Regions from separate parts of the Homo sapiens genome. Here region 1 is linked to region 2. The links are chromatin contacts, found by Hi-C or POLR2A ChIA-PET in ENCODE. All regions are on one chromosome and are shown on one strand. Each heading gives the region's core, a stretch centred on a gene start or an enhancer-like site at or near the end of the contact. The rest is flanking DNA. Distances are from core to core; before and after follow the strand shown.

What was found. A loop is a pair of places that touch in the nucleus more often than their neighbours do. ChIA-PET counts read pairs that join two places held with the same protein, here RNA polymerase II (POLR2A). Pooled maps may share reads with other maps.
Region 1: a pooled map shows a loop between it and region 2 (12-fold over the local background). The contact joins the promoter of DYRK1A here to the enhancer-like site in region 2. A Hi-C loop is called at or near these places in 1 of 50 pooled maps. POLR2A ChIA-PET finds 5 or more read pairs at or near these places in 2 of 52 experiments (activated CD4-positive, alpha-beta T cell and activated T-cell).

What each region holds. Positions count from the first base shown.
Region 1 is chr21:37,362,667-37,368,399 of GRCh38, reverse strand. It overlaps DYRK1A (dual specificity tyrosine phosphorylation regulated kinase 1A), which reads right to left and starts at 1,627. Exons shown (of 12, transcript NM_001347721.2): 1 at 772-1,627. RefSeq lists silencers at 125-404, 515-654, 895-974, 1,165-1,314, 1,895-2,204 and 1 more and enhancers at 317-1,241, 2,555-2,634, 2,166-3,091.
Region 2 is chr21:31,325,288-31,331,009 of GRCh38, reverse strand. The region is part of intron 2 of TIAM1 (TIAM Rac1 associated GEF 1); the gene reads left to right. Among named protein-coding and RNA genes, the nearest start is that of TIAM1, 16 kb to the left of the region's middle. RefSeq lists a silencer at 1,410-1,610. Within about 2 kb of position 3,974, at least 3 of the 41 ENCODE cell types and tissues checked have a DNase peak (open chromatin) inside an H3K27ac peak, as active enhancers do.

The DNA.
Region 1 (5,733 bases), core at 378-2,877, 6.0 Mb before region 2:
AAGTACTGAGCTACTCAGCAGCTTTGGTGGCTCCGAAGCGAGAGTGGGTTTGTGCCTATAAATAGACTGGTGAAGTTTTGTGGCGATACACAGGTATCTATTCTAATTCACCTCTCCTCAGCCACCAACTCCCCCGGCTGCCGGGCAGGTCATCCCTCCACCCCGAGCCGCCGGGGACACTCGCGCTCCCCGCCCAACTTCGGAGGCCAGTGAGTGCCCCTCGCTCCAGCGCGGACCCCCAGGGCCGCCGAGGCAGCGGCTCCCGACCTTCGCCGGCGCCCGGCCCGGCCCGGCCCCGCCGTCCTCGCCCACCCGGCAGCCGGCCCCATTTTCTTAACCCGTGCATTGTCCTTGCGAATCACCCCGGCGGTTCCCACACTGGTGGGGACCGAGAGGAGGGACGAGGGAGGAGCTGGGGGAAGAGGATGAGGAGGAAGAGGAGGAGGAGGAGGAGGAAGACAACCTCCACCCCTTCGCTCGGGCGGCCAGTGAAGGTCTGGCGCTGTCTACGGCCCCCCAGGCCCCGGCTCCCGGGAGGCCGCGGCCCCCGCTCCCACCCTCCGCAACTTTCCCTCCGCTCGCGCCCGCCGCTCCTCCGGGACCCGGCCTGAGGCTCCCTCCCCCGGCGGCCGGCCCTGGGCCCGCGGCGCCTCCTCCTAAAATGGCAGGTCCCTCCCTCCGCCCGGCCGGCCTCGGCTCCGGCCCGGCTGCGGGCCGCCGGGGGAGCCGAGCGCCAGGCCGGGCGGGGCCGCGGCCGGGCCGGACACTCACCGGGACGATGGCGGGGCGCTCGCGCCGCTTCCTCCGGTGAGTCTCAGCCTCGGGCTCCCGCGCCGCGCTCCCGCCGCGGCCTCCGCAGCCAGCGCCGCCCCGGCAGCCTCTCTCCGCCCCCGGCGCTCCGGCTCCTGGCCGCGCCGCAGCCTGCTCAGTCTCTCCTCGGCTCGCGGTTCCAGCGGCGCCCGGGGCCGGGGAGGCGACAGCCCCCTCCCCGGCAAATACCGCAGTCCCCGGGCCCCGATTCCAGGCGGCGGGGCCGCACGGCCGGCCCGGCGCAGAGGGCGGCGTCGGCGAGGCCGGGCGCCGAGCGGCGGCTGCTGCCGGCGGCTTCTTCCCGAGGAGGATTTTGTAAATCTCACAAAATGGCGCGCGCTCCGAACCTGCGCAGCGAGAAGCGCCGGGGCCCGGGCGGCGGCGGCGGCTCCTCCGCCAGGAGAGCCCGAACCGCCCGCCCCCGAGTCCCCGCACAGACAGACAGACACTCGCACACACCCGCACACTCGCGCGCACAATCGCCCTCGCACACGCTCCCTCGCACACACACTCGCACTCACACCGGTCCCGCCTGCTCGCCGGCGGCGGCAGCGGCACCAACAGCAGCAGCAGGAACAGCAGCAGCAGAAGCGGCGGCGGCGGCGCCCGCACCCCCCGCTCGGGGTGTCCGCTCTCTGAGGCCGACCTGGGCCGCGATCAGCAGCAGCGACAGCAGCAGTCTCCCCGGATACCCCCGCCGCGGTTGCCGCCGCCACCCCCGCCTCACTCCAATGGGGCTTTTTATTATTATTCGGGCGGGAAGCGAAAGGGTTTAAAAAAAAACCAACCAACAAAATGGCGACGGACCGACCCGGTCGCTATAGCAACTGTCAATCAAAACGCAAAACCCCGGCTGACGTGCTGACGTCCTCCTCCCGCCCCCCAGCCCCGAGCCGGCGGGCGGGGCCTGTTGCTCAGGTAACGGCAGATTCCGTTCCCTCCTTTCCGTCTCCCCCTCTGTCCCCAGCCAACCACCCAACCCCCTCAGGTCACGTGAAGGATAAATTCGGAGCTCGGGTCCGCTACGAGTGTCAGAGGAGGGCGCGTGATTCGCCCGGGGGAGGGGAGAGGAGGGGGACGGCTAGGCCGAGGGAGGGTAGGGGCTGGGGAAGGGGGGGCGAGGCGGCGGCCAGGCCTGTGCGCGATCGCCCGCCGCCTCCCGGCCGCCCCGCCCCGCCCCGCGCCCGCGCCGACTGCGGCCCGGGGAGCGCGCGCGGCCTCCCGCGCCGCCGCCCCCGCAGCCCTAGCGCCCCGCGCTTCCGCGTCGGCGCCCGCAGCCCCGCCCGCGCCGGGGGGAGGGGCGGGCTGCCCCGGGCGGGGGAGGGGGAGGAGGAGGGGCGCCGCGGCCTTCGGGCGGGGACCCGGGAAGCCCACCCCGCGCGCCCGGGCCTGGAGGGCTCTCACCGCGGTCCGGGCGCCGCGCTCGCCTCTCTCCCCGGGAAGCGCGGCGGCCGCGACCGTCCGCGCGTGGAGCCGGTTCTTCGAAGGGCTGGCGGGCCTCCTAGCCGGAAAATGCCGGCGGAGGCCGTGGTGGGGGCGGGGAGGAGCCACCGCCGCGCCCCAGACATCGCAGGAATTCCGGACGCTGCGCCGGGCCCGGCGGCCCTGAGGCTGGCACCTGGCTCCGGTCGGGCCGCCCAGGTTTTGTGGCGCCCGAGACCAGCGTTGGGAAATTAGGCTGGAGCCATCATGAAAACTTTTTCAGGCAGTGCACGCTCGCCTGTGCCTGCCCATCTGCTTCCAACCTCTCCCCACCTTTCGGGGCGCAGCCTGCCTGCTCCATCGGAATGCCCTTTAGATGAATCCCCTTGTGCTGTTACTGTGTCCTTGTCGTCCAGCTCTCTGGTTTTCTTTTCTATACACCTTCTCGGTTTCCAGAGTCTTAATTCGCCTGCTTGTCCTTAACCATCAAAACTCTTTATTAATATCCTGGCTTTCGCTGATTTTTATTCTCCCTACCCCTTCTCCCTAGCTATGTATTGCTGGGTGAGCTCCCGAGGCTTGAAAACCCAAGTATGCTGTGCTGGCTGCGTTGTAATCGGTAGAGAGCCACCAGCTAAAAATTGTATTTTGTACCAACTCTAATGGCATTTAATAAATGTATACCTAAAAAGAGTGTGTGTGTATATATATACTATTTTACAGCAGAGTCACTAATTGATTTCTAAGCTTGATTTTGCCACCTTGTGATAGTGTTCGTAACCAATTTTTTTCATAAATTTCACAAATGTGACAACAGATAAAATCTTATAAACAATATTAGATGTAAAAAACTCGCAGTAAATGCCGCTGTCTATGCTACATGACTCAAATACACCTGCTTTAAATGATTTCCAGCAAAAATGTCCTTGCTACAGTTACTAGGACATTGATATACTAAGGTAACCATTCAGATTAGCACAGACTTTGAAAGAAATCCGACTAAACCGAAAATAAATTAGTCAAAAAGTAATTACTAAGGTAACCATTCAGATTAGCACAGACTTGGAAGAAACCTGACTAAACCGAAAATAAATTGGTCAAAAAGTGGTCGGGCAAATAGCTTGCTTTCAGGCTGATCTCCATGATATAAAAAAGTTGCCGTAGCTGGCAAAAGTTCTTTCGGATTATTGTTTCAAAATTGCCCTGCTAGTGTGATTAAGGTCCACGGTCAACTTAATTGTTTTGAAGAAAGAGGAAGTGGCCCAGAGCGCCCCTTATTCAGAGGAGAGGTCCCTACCTGGTTCCTCCCAAGCTCAAGCTTCCACCTATACAACCAACTTCTTCCTCTCTGCTTGTGGGTCTCCTTCCTGCCCCCACCCCATCCCACCCCATTCACCAAGCTTTCGCTTCTATCAGAGCACATCAGCATTTGCAACCTTTAATACTAAATTAAATTTGACTCAAATTTTTATTCCTGGTAATGGAAGAAACTTGTATAGTTAATCTTCCAGGTAACCTGAACAGAATATGATAATGTCTCAAGATATGTGTCCTTGTCTTCAGTTCAAATCAACCTAGAAGATATCGGAGTGGGGCAGAATCTTGAGATTATAAACATGCGGGTATAGAAGGCATTGCTGGTCTTCGTATCTAGAAGGCTGCACCCCTTTTCTCCCCAGTGTGACAGCCTTAGACAACATTGGTCAATGAATGTCATATCCAGGTTGGAATGCTGTAAAATGGTTTTATACAGGCTTCACCTAAAAACGTAACCTGTGAATTACAGCTGGCTCCAAACAAGTGACCACATGTAGGCCGGAAGGACTCTGGTATAGATGCCAGCTGACCTGGTTCACAGATGAAATCCTTGTCATCTAAGAATCTTCCCATTAGATTCACTTACAGATGTGTTTATTCATAGACTGTTCACCTTGAAAAGCAAAGGCCCTCAGCTCATAGGTAGTAACAGCCTCCACTTACCCAGCATGTTCTAGAGTATCTCTAATCCTCACAGCAACATTACATCCCCATTATGTGGATGAGAAAACAAGTCCTGAGTGATTACATGACTTTCTCAAGGCAGTCACCACTCACCAGTAAGTGGTGAAGCCAGGATTCAAACACAGGTATAATTGCAAAGCCCATGTTCTTTCTACCACACCAAGATGATTCAAGATTATATGGAGTTAGAGTCTTCACAGAGGTAATCGAGTTGGGTCTCTAGATTGAACCCTAATCCAAAATGACTGCTGCCCTTATAAAAAGGAGAAATTTGGACCAAGACAAACGAACACAGGGAAGAACGTACAGACACCAGGAGAAGGTGGCCATCTACAAACCAAGGCACACCTGAGGCTACCAGAAGCTGACAAAGAAGCATGGAACAGATTTTGTCTTACGGCCATCAGAGGGAACCAACCCTGCCAACATCTTGATTTTGGACTTCTGGCCTCCAGAAATTCAAGACAGTACATTTCTGTTGTTTAAGCCACCTAGTTGTTTGTACTTTGTAGTGGCACTAAGGGAAACTAACACACAGATGCGTGCCAAGATGGTGGTTTCTTTTGGTTGGCTTCATATCCGTTAGTGACCACTCCTGGTGAGGCACTATTCTAAGCCTGAAAGTCCAGTAGTTGGAATCTCGCTGAGAGTTATAACCCAAATAAATATTCCAAGGACAAACAAGCAAACCAGTATTCCTATCAATGCTCCTCACGCCAAGCGAGAAGGTGAACAATTTGCATTTGGTCCCTAGACAGTGGCATGGCGTGGCATCTGACACCCCTACTGTTCTTACAGACTTCTGGGTAAAAGTCTTCACTTGCTGCCCTTGTACAAACTTTATTGTTCGTTCGTTCTTTCTTTTTTTTTTTTTTTGAGACAGAGTCTCGCTCTGTCACCCAGGCTGGAGTGCAGGGGTGTGATCTCGGCTCACTGCAACCTCCACCTCCCCAGTTCAAGCGATTCTCCTGCCTCAACCTCCTGAGTATCTGGGATTACAGGTGCCCGCCACCACACCTGGCAAATTTTTGTATTTTTAGTAGAGAAAAGGTTTCACCACATTGGCCAGGCTGACCTCGAACCCCTGGCCTCAATTGATCTGCCCACCTCGACCTCCCAAAGTGCTGGGATTACAGGTGAGAGCCACTGCACCCGGCCTTGTTTATTCTTATTTTTAAGGTAATTCGTTATCTAAAACAGATTACAAAGAAACAAAATTAATTAAAACAAGAAAAAGGCCTTCTATAAACTGACAATGGTAGTATGCTATGAAATAAGAAGTTAATTCTTTTTTTTTTCCTTTTTTTTTTTTTTGAGATAGGGTCTCACTCCGTTGCCCAGGCTGGAGTGCAGTGGCAAGATTACAGTTCACAGCAGCTTCCACCTCCCAGGCTCAAGCAATCCTCCCCACCTCAGTCTCCTGGGTAGCCGAGACTACAAGCGCATGCCACCACGCCTGGGTAACTTTTTGTATTTTTTGTAGAGATGAGGTTTTTCTGT
Region 2 (5,722 bases), core at 2,725-5,224:
AGTTCCACGGACATGTTTATTTAATAGGGACAAAAGAAAATGTTCAAATCACATTTTACCTTTCCGAGTTTATAAATCCATCTGAAGTGCTTGAAAAAAAATCATAGTATTAGAAATGGATGCATGTGTATATAAAACTAACACTAGAATTCTTTGCCAAATTTAACTTCTCAAAAGTGTTCTTAGAAAGAGGGACTTTCTTGGAGAGTATGAAGTCTATTTTGTCTCTAACTCACTAAGGTCATTCTTTGCATTTCTCTTTCGGTGTGTCTCCCCACACCAAACTGCTATTAAAAACATACAGAGAACCTTGGGAGGCTGAGGCAGGTAGATCACTTGAGGTCAGGAGTTCGAGACCAGCCTGGCCAACATGGTGAAACCCCAACTCCACAAAAATACAAAAATTAGCCAGGCGTGGTGGCGCATGCCTGTAATCCCAGCTACTTGGGAGGCTAAGGCATGAGAATCACTTGAGCCTGGGATGGGGAGGTTGCAGTGAGCTGAGATTGCACCACTGTACTCCAGCCTGGGCTACAGAGGGAAACTCTGTCCCCCAAAAAAGAAAAACAAAAACAAACAAAAAATACAAAGAACCATGCAAAAAACCAAAAACAACTCTGCACACGGATGTTTATGGCAGGTTTATTGGAAACTTGGAAACGACCAAGATGCCCTTCAGTAAGTGAATGTATAAACTGTGGTACATCCAGATAATGGAATATTATTCAGCACTGAAAAGAAATGAGCTAGTCATGAAAGAACATGGAAGAACCATCAAGGTGGTTGCCAGGGGCTAGGGAGGAGAGAGGGATGAACAGGCAGGGCACACAGGACTGGTGCTCCCAGGGTGGTGAAACTACTCTGTATGAGACTGTGATGGTAGATACATGTCATTATACATTCATCCAAAGCCATGGAATCTACAGCTCCAAGACTGAACCCTAATGTGAACTATGGACTTTGGGTAATAATGATGTGTCAATATATGTTTATTGATTGCAACAAACAGACCATTCTGTTGAAAGATCTTGGTAGTCGGGAGGCTGTGCGTGTGGGGCAGGAGGTATATGGGAAATCTCTGTGCTTTCTGCGTAATTTTGCTGTGAACCTTAAACTGCTCTATAAAATGGTATTATGAAACAGCAACAACATTCAAACCAAATTGAGGAGACACAGCACTGCATTCTACTCATGACATCTAGTAAAGTGTCTTTTGACCTATAGTACTTCTTGAAGTTCTTTGCAGCCTGTCGGCTTGGGCAGCAGTCACTGGGCAGCAGGGGAGAATCCCTCATCAAGCAGGAGGCTCTGATACTCTAAGAATGGGATTTTCCCTGGCGGCTTCATAGCTGTGAAAGCACTGACTTCATGTTCCTGTTTTCTTCCTTCTGGCCATGTGCTGCGCTGTGGACACTAAGGATGCATTTTCTGGTGAGCTGATTCATATGGTAGATGCCGTGTTAGCCACACTTTCCTGCATCAAGGGTGGTTACGGACAGCAGGGATTTGGTCGTATTTGAATGTACTGTGACCTGGGGACCAGAAATGCTCAAATCCTGCCTCAGTCTTATCACCCTTCCCACAAGGAGTCGTCAGGACTGTGTGCACAGGCACCTTAGCACGAAAGTGAGCAGTTACGAGGATTTTTCTGGGAGCCGACCTCAGCGTTTCTTCTTGCGGGTTGTCTTTGACTTTTGAAGTCAGCATCTGTGTGTTCACTGCGTTCACGTGCTCAGTTGCAGGTAGTAAGGAGACAATAGGGCAGAAGGCTGGGAAGCATCCTTACCCTCAGGGAACTGACATTCTGGATACAGACAATATCAAGAGATGTTGTCCCTGCGTATTTGTGGGGGGTTCGTTCCAGGACATCCCCTCCCTGCCCTGAGGACACCAAAATCCATAGATGCTTAATCTCTTTTGGAAAATGGCATAGCATTTGCATATAATTTAGGCACATCCTTCCACACATTTGAAATCATCTCCGGATACCTAAAACAAAATAAATGCTAGGTAATAGTTGTTATACTGTATTGTTTAGGGAATGATGACAAGAAAAAATGTCTGGGCTGGGTATGGTAGCTCACACCTGTAATTCCAGCACTTTGGGAGGCCAAGGCAGGAATATCACTTGAGCCTGGGAGTTCGAGACCAGTCTGAGCAACATAGCGAGACCCCATCTCTACAAAAAATAGAAAAATTCACCACAGGTTATCACTCATAAGTGGGAGCTGATCAATGAGAACACATGGACACAGGGAGGGGAGCATCACACACCTGGGCCTGTCGGGGGGTGGGGGTCAAGGGGAGGGAGAGCATTAGGACAAATACCTAATGCATGCGGGCCTTAAAACCTAGATGACGGGTTGATCGGTGCAGCAAACCACCATGGCACATGTATACCTGTGTAACCAACCTGCACGTTCTGCACATGTATCCCAGAACTTAGAGCAAAATAAAAAAAAAAAATAATAATAAGCCAGTCGTGGTGCCGTGTGCCTGTGTTCCCAGCTACTCAGGAGGCTGAGGTGGGAGGATCATGTGAGCCTAGGAAGCTGAGGCTGCAGTGAGCCGTGATTGTGCTGCTGCTTTCCAGCCTGGGCGACAGAGTGACACCTTGTCTCAAAAAATAAAATAAAATATGTACGTGTTAAGTACAGGCACAATCATTTCTTGATTTATTTTGAATATTTTTGATCTACGGTTGGTTGAGTCCACAGATATGGAAGCCATGGATACTGAACCCGTGGATAGGGAATGGCGACTGTAGTTACAACATGTACCATGTGGGAAGGTGATTGTTACAGTGGAGGCCCTTGAAGCAAGGAAGTGTTGGGTGTTTGAGCTTTTGAACATAGGGGAGTTAGGAAGGCCCCACTGCATGGGTGACATTGGAGCCAAGATGGCAAGGGGTTGAGGAAGCGAGCCCTGTGCTGACAGAGGGAGCATCGAGGCAGAGGGCAGAGGGCTGGGCTGGGCATGTTGGAAGTTTGGGTGGAAAGAGCAAAGTGGGAGAGCCAAGGAGATGAAGACAGAGGAGGGTCGTCAGGGCAGGGTCTGCGGGACTGCTGGTGAGATGGGAAGCCTTTGAGGGTTGTGGATAGGACTAGGGAGACACGATCTGGTTTAGGTCCATAGGTTCTCCCTGACAGCTGCGTTGGGAGGAGACTACGCACCATTTCATGTGGACCATGGTTCTCAGTAAGCCTGTGTTTGGGCATCGATTAGACTTTCTTATTGCTCACACAGTCTGGATCCTACTGGTGCAGGGTGATGGTGGGGTGGTCTTTATTTTTGCAATTTCTCTAGGCACAAATCTTTTTTCTTCTTTTCTGTTTTCTTTTCTTTCCTTTTTTTTTTTTTTTTTTTGAGATGGCGGCGTTTCACTCTGTTGCCCAGGCTGGAGTGCAGTGGCACATCTCAGCTCACTGCAACCTCTGCCTCTCCTGGGTTCAAGCGATTCTCATGCCTCAGCCTCCCAAGTAGCTGGGATCACAGGTGTGCATCACCACACCAGGCTAATTTTTTCTATTTTTAGTAGAGATGGGTTTTGCTATGTTGGCCAGATTGGTCTCGAACTCCTGACCTCAAATGATCTGCCCACCTCAGCCTCCCAAAGTGTTGAGATTACAGGCATGAGCCACTGCGCCCAGCCCACAGATCTCTTTCTTTATAGAAGATGAAGAAAGGGACTTTTTATCCTATAAGGGTACTTAGCTGATGAATTCTAGAATGAGTTCAAGCGTGGCTAAAAAATGCTTGAAGATAATTTCGGGTTCTCTGCAGCCCAGTGTTTCATTTACCTTCCAAACAGAAAGCTCCTCCTCCCTGCACATGCTCTGTGTTGCCCCCTTGCCTTGCCTGTGAGCAGATTCGACCGTCTTTTCCATTGATCACTTCCCTTTTTGGCTCAGGCTGCTCCTCTGGGGTTTTAGTTCTGAAATAAGTGAACCATTTGTCATATCTGCTTCCTTCTCACTGGAGCCGCATGTTAAATCGCGGCCGGAACACATCTGTCAGATCTCTGAGCTTTTCAAAAATGCAAACCTGAACGTTTTGGCATATGACCCTGTTAGCCTGTTTTAAGTGGCGTGTGGTAAACTTGCCCACAGATGTTAGTATACCCGTCTACTTTGAACAAAATAATAATAACTTTCACATCTGGTCCTCTTTTCATCTAGGGATCTTAAAACCCCAAGTGCACATTAGTTAAACCTCACATCACTGGAAGGTAGGGAAGGGATGGAGGGCAATCGCTTTAATCACCACTGCAAGAAACTTAGGGGGATTGCCCCTGGGTAACAAATGCCTTTCATCTAGCATCTTAAATACTTCCCGAGTATTACCTGGTGGGAAGTGTATGATCACGCACATCTGCAGGGCGTGGGGAATACCCTGAGATACTAGGGACTTGCCCTATCTTTTTGTTGTTGTCATTGCAGAAGCCTTCTTTCTTTCCAGTTCATGGGCTTTTACCACTTAATATGGATTATTTGGAGTCTGATGGTGTGCACTGAAGGATGGTATTGTTAACTGGTAAAGCTGTTTGGTTTTCTTTCTATCTTTTTAGTTTGGGATACAGATAGGCAGGAAGTTCCTTTGAAAATTTCAGCTGCCTTCCAAGCTGGTCACTGGGGATTCTCCATGAATGCCATAGTACTCCCCTTCCCTCTAAGAGTCTCTTCCCAGAAAGTCTCTCAGGTGAGCTGGGACAACAGGAAGACAGGAGAGGACCATAACTTTGATCAGAGGACAGAGTGGCAGCTGCTCAACTCCATTCCTAGAGAATGGGGCATTCTATAAGAAAAATGGAACAGAACAAAACCAAACAAAATCAGGACATGTCATTAATAGGTGAGGAATTCAGTGGCTCACCTGCGGGAGGGGAGTTGGGGTCTCGCTGGGGTCAGGGTGTTCAGATGCACAGCAGTTTTGCTCCAGGGGGACTCTGCCTGACAGTGGAAAAGCAGAGGCCTCAGCAGGGTCTGGAGGGTCTGGAGGGCGTGAGAAACACGGTTGGTTTGCAAAGGGATGCTCTTCTTCAATTTTAAATGTAATGTCTTTAGCTCCATTTTAAACAATTTCTAAATGCCAGTGTGTAGTATATCTACTGCTTTTATTCGCAGTTGCATGTGAAAGTAAACAGTAAAGGGGAAAAATATTGAAAAGTGTGGGTTCTTCAATGCCCCCTCCGTGTGACACCTCTTAACTCACTGATGGCTGGTTTCTTTCCAGCTTTTTGACTTAAAAGGTAGAAATGTATCTATATTTCCCCAGATACATGATGAATATTTATGTTATTTTAGATGAACCTTCTTCTGTATACATTCTTTTTTTTTTTTTTTGAGTCAGAGTCTTGCTCTGTCGCCCAGGCTGGAGTGCAGTGGTGCCATCTTGGCTCACTGCAACCTCTGCATCCCGGGTTCAAGTGTTTCTCATGCCTCAGCTTCCCGAGTAGCTGGGATTACAGGTGAGCGCCACTACACCTGGCTAATTATTTTATTTTTAGTAAAGACAGGGTTTTGCCGTGTTGGCCAGGCTGGTCTCGAACTCCTGACCTCAAGTGATCCACCTGCCTCGGCATCCCAAAGTGCTGGGATTATAGGCATGAGCCACTGCACCTGGCCCCTTCTGAGTAAATTCTAAAAACATACTCTATGAGAATGTATCTTTCCATGATTCTTCTCTAGTAGTATGAAACTAAAAACTAATTTTTTTTTTTTTT